Linked DNA regions of Mus musculus: region 2 is linked to region 1. Evidence: chromatin loops called from intact Hi-C (ENCODE). Cell type or tissue: gastrocnemius. All regions are shown on one strand.

Region 1 (2,500 bases):
CCTCAAAACTCTTATGTGAGATATGGAGGTTGTAATTCTTTATGTGTTGACATATCAGGAAAGACAATGAAGATGACCTATCCAGAGTCACCTGGCTGCTAAGAAGAGCTGGACCATCTGACCCCCAGCTCAGAAGGGTCTGTGTAATACCATGCACCGGGGCTTTTTGGTATGCCTGTGAGGGGGAAGGAAAGAAAGGGAAACCTGGGCACTCGTGGTGCCGTATGAGGAAACTTGCTCTCCTCCATTGATAGCCAGATGCTTGACCTGTCACTTCACCAGCTGCTTCATGGGACATTCATCTCTTCTGCCCCCCAGCCCCTTTGATTGCTAAAGCCCCACAGACCCAGCAGAGCAGGATATTAATTAGCCTACCAAACCTCTATGGGCGGCAGCTTGCTCTCCTCACCGAGGAGTCCCTCAAACCCTATGCCTTCGGGATATCTCTGTTCAGGCCCAGCAGCCCTGGGGCTTTTCTTGCCTCAAGACTGCACTGCTATCTCTTACCTCTGTCATCCAAAGAACTCAAATGCACAAAGAATTAGTGGAAGCCTAGAGACGAAGGAGCCAGCAGAACTCATCTGCCTGTGACAACTTGCATCCCCTATATAGTATCTCTGGCCAGAGTTTTTCTAGGTGCTAGTTGAAGAGTTCTCACAGTGGGACAGTCAGTGTTACCTAGGCTACCACTGACATGATTGACACTAACTCTGGTGCTGCCAGGGTCACATCATCGTTTAATCCTTGTAGTCTGACCATTTGGGGAAGCCAAGATGCAGAGATGTAACTTGTCAAATCTCATAAAGAAAGTGTTTCCAGTCTCTCAACCCCTATCTCTTCACAGACCCTACCAATGGACCCCTCCAAAGAGGTGCCCAGCGTGGTGACTGCTTTCTAAGGAGGCTTGACCAAGCAAGAAGGGAGGGCTCCCCTCCCCCATTAAGACACAAATGCACCTTCAGCCACATTAGTTTAGGCAGTGGTATCAGACTGACAGCCACTTGCAGTCTTTCCATAAGCTCGGTTTCACGGGGCTTTGTTTTGTAGGCAGTTAAAAGGCTCTTTTCCTCCTCCCTGTGTGTGTGCAGCTGGCCACGGGAGCTGGACTAAACATTCTTACCTGTTTGAGTCAACCAGCTTCCTGAGAGAAACTCTGCTGCTCAGGCTGACCACGAGGTCCTGCCTTGGGCTGGCTATATGCCAAATTTTGGCAGTGACGCCAGAGTGGCCAGACTTCTGTGGAATTCAGCATCCCAGGAGGCTCTTGGTGACTGGAGACAGATCCCGTGGTAGCCAAACCCCACAGGGAATAAGCCCTCAGCCCCTAGCAGACAGCAGGCTTGTGGGAGGAGCCAGAGTGTCTCAGCCTGGCAAGGGACAGTCCTAGGGGACTCTCCTCCTGGCTTCCTCAGCCCCTGAGAAGTCTTCCATCCCCAGCCTCAGTGGAACCAGGGACAGGAGAAACTCTTCAGGCGCCATCAAGGGTAGCCAAGGCACATTCCCAGGCTCTGGCCTCTCTCCCCAAAGCCTTGGGAAGGGCACTTTGGGGCTCATTTTATCCTTGAATGTCTCACGTGTGTATTTCTGTGACTGAGGAGAGCCAGGGTCAGCCTGCATGGTGGGTGCCTCCTGTGAGGCCTGAGGGAGAGCACTGGCAAGCACCAGTCTAGATGCTTCACATGACCTCGGAAAGAGACTATCAATAAGGTTGGGACCAGAAGGCATGCATTCTTTTAGGACATGTGGGGAACTGAAGGCTAGAAAGGTTAGTTCCACTGTGCTGGAGCAACTGGGAATCTTGGTATAACATCTTCTACTACATACAGCATTGTGAGGTGTAAAGGACAGGTCACATAAAGGCCCATTTACGTGGGACACAGTAAACACTCGGGAAATTTCAGGAGAATTAAGTGGCATGTCTAGGGAGAAGTTTTAAGAGGGGAACAGTGGCCATAGGGAACAAAGATTGGAGAGATGAGTGGGGAGGATTAGGAAGCTAGTTTAGAGGGACCCTGATGCATGAGTGGCGTAGGTGGCCACCAACTGGCTTAATGCTTAAGTGTGTATCTCAGTGTCAGAACTCAGAGCAGGTCTTCTGGAACCAGTTAGAGTCTTGGAAGAAAGGGATGTTTTGTTGTTGAAGGTGGCTGACAGGTAAGATGGGCTTCCCTGCTGTGGGGTACTAAGGATAATGCAAAGGCCAGGCCTGGTACTGTATAAACTTCTATACAGTTAGAGTCATGTCATCATTGAATGGCTGAGCACTGGGAAGAGAACACTTCTACTTCAAGGGTATTTGAGCTAAAAAGTGGCCCTAGGGAGCAGGAGAGACATGGCCAGCCTCAGCCACAGGGGCAGTGCGGGGCAGGGAGGAGAGACATGGCCAGCCTCAGACACGGGGGCAGTGGGGAGCAGGGAAGAGATGGCACTGAGGTGGGAATAGGGCTTGGGGCCTTCTCCTGAGGGCAGAGGGCACTGAGAGGGAAACGGGAGGCCGACT
Region 2 (2,500 bases), 220 kb before region 1:
GAGAGAGAGAGAGAGAGAGAGAGAGAGAGAGAGAGAGAGTGAATATGCCACGGCATAGGAATACAGCTCAGGTATCTATGTGTGTGCCTTTGACTTTGTTTAAGCCAGGCTCTCTTCTTGGTCACTGCATACACCAAATAGCTGGCAAAACTTCCAGGGATTCCCCTCTCTCTACGCCCCATCTCACCACAGGAGCCCTGGGAATATGGGCACACCACCAGACCTTAGCTTCTCCTGGGTTTGGGGGATTTAAATTGAGGTCTTTGCTCAGGCAGTGATGCTTCACTCACAGAGCCATGCCTGCCCCCAGCCCATAGACTGATACTTCCTCTTGCTTTTTAGCAAACCTTGTAATATTTTGCTGAAAGTGGCACAAGAGTATCAGAAAATGGAAGCTGAAGTATGTCTTTTCCTTCCTTCCTTCCTTCCTTCCTTCCTTCCTTCCTTCCTTCCTTCCTTCCTTCCTTTCCTTCCTTCCTTCCTTTCCCTTTCCCTCTTTTCCTCTTTCTTTCTTTCTTTCTTTCTTTCTTTCTTTCTTTCTTTCTTTCCTTTCTTTCTTTCTTTCTTTCTTTCTTTCTTTCTTTCTTTCTTTCTTTCTTTCTTTCCTTTCTTTCTTTCTTTCTTTCATAAGGTGGAGTATCACCACATAGCCTTAGCTGCTTGAACTCACTGTGTAGACCAGACTGGCCTTGAACTCACAGAGATCCACCTGCGTATGTCTTCCATGTGCCAAGTATGTCTTCCATGTGCTAAGTATGTCTTCCATGTGCTAAGTATGTAGTTCTTTAGCGTGTGGTTTCCATGCTGACCTGGACGGGTAGGCTTTTAAATGTTTGCTAAGGTGGCTTGTACTGCAGCTTCTCATGCCTCTAAAGTCCTTTCTCTGTCTTTGGTCATTCCCAGCTATTCCCTGTCAGACTGAGTCTGTCTTTCCGGCCTTTGTGACTATCATCTGTTTACTGCCCTTGGGCACTGCTGGCAAGCCAGGAAATACAGGGAGGGGATTAAATGGTCAAATCCCAGCCTCTTAGACCCTAGGACAAGGCTTGATGCAGGAAAGCTAGGGGGCGCCAGAGTCAGGGAAATGCCCTTTTTGCAGGTGGACCTGGACTCTGAAAGACCCTGGGGTGTGGTACTTCAAAGCAGAAGATGTTCTGATCTCTTCCACGGTGGTTGATTCCCTTTTCCTCTTCTCAAACCAGGACAAGAATGTTTTAGGCTCACAACTATGTCTGGTGAGTTTCACGGAACTAACCGACTCTGAGACTGTGTCCCCCGGGGTCCCTCACTCACGTGTGAGTCCAAGCTCTTCAGCAGTTTATCAAAGTTACTGTTTAGCATGATGGTAACAGTCCCCCGATTCCAGAATCTTCTATTTCAGGGAAGTAGCTCTTGTGTGCGCGTCTCTGGATTTGTTTGTGTGTCCTGATCTCAGGGAGCAGGAGCTCTTTGCCTCAGTTCAGGGAAAGCAGTGTTTTTCAAGCTGCCTAACCTTTTCTTGTACGAATGGAAGCTGTGGCACCCCAGCTTTCTACCTGCTGGAGATGACGCAGGACTTCTCATTTGTATTCGTCAGCTAATAGATTCTACACGTGGTATGTTCAATTAATACCCGAGAGATTTTTGAGCTCTAGTAAGTAGCACACATTTTTGACTTTTTACTCCAATTTAATTTTTTTTTATTTTTGTATACTTGTCTTAGAACCTATAACCCTGTTGAACTTATTTATTACTTCCATAAGTTCTTGGAGATTCCTTTCAGTTTCTTCATAGAAACCCATGTTGTCTGCACCTATGAGCAATATAATTTCTTTCATTCAACATCTTTATTTATTTTCTTTTTTAAGATTTATTTATTTTATGTATATGAATAAACTGTTGCTGTCTTCGGACACATCAGATGAGGGCGCCGGATCCCATTACAGATGGTTCTGAGCCACCATGTGGTTGTTGGGAATTGAACTCAATACCTCAGGAAGAACAAACAGGCAGTGCTCTTAACTGCTGAACCATCTCTAGCCCTTTATTTTCTTGTTTCAATGTGTCCACTGACCTCCGCATCAGTGGGAATGGGGAAAGTGGACATCCCTTTTTTTTGTTCTGCTGTCCCTCATCATTTGAGTGATTTCAAGGACAGGCTACAGGCTACCTCCGTTTATTATTATTATTATTATTATTATTATTATTGTTATTATTATTATTTTGTTATTAAGTTGAGATACTGAAAATTCTTGTTATGAATAAATATTGTTATTCTGTTACATTTTTCCCTCTCCCACATATGTTTATTGTGGTTTCTCTTCTATTTAAATCCTAAATTCCTTTCCGTCGTTGTCTTCTTTTACTATTGGAAGAAGATGCTCAAAGAACTTCCTTTAGACCAGACCTGCTGGCCATGAGTTCTGTTCTGAGACTGTCTCAACGCCTTCATTTCTGGGGATTTAAAATTTTTGTTTTGTTTTGCTGCATATAGAATTCTGCATTGACAGTTCTCATAAGT

Evidence for each region. Hi-C counts contacts between places; a loop is a spot of excess contacts. Peaks named below come from ENCODE experiments on the same cell type or tissue, not always from the same donor. Only the 100,000 strongest peaks of a DNase experiment are listed, where the experiment ranks them.
Region 2: a loop joins it to region 1, with 2.2 times the contacts of the local background. A loop is called at or near these places in 15 of 42 quality-filtered maps.

Annotation. Positions count from the first base shown.
Region 1 is chr6:115,270,823-115,273,322 of GRCm38, forward strand. All of the region lies in intron 10 of Syn2 (synapsin II), which reads left to right. Among named protein-coding and RNA genes, the nearest start is that of Timp4, 20 kb to the left of the region's middle. In gastrocnemius, no CTCF peak of the experiment used is centred here; a DNase peak (open chromatin) is centred at 1,233; H3K27ac peaks cover 2,500 bases.
Region 2 is chr6:115,048,168-115,050,667 of GRCm38, forward strand. No RefSeq gene overlaps it. Among named protein-coding and RNA genes, the nearest start is that of Tamm41, 12 kb to the left of the region's middle. In gastrocnemius, a CTCF peak has its summit at 1,063; a DNase peak (open chromatin) is centred at 1,066.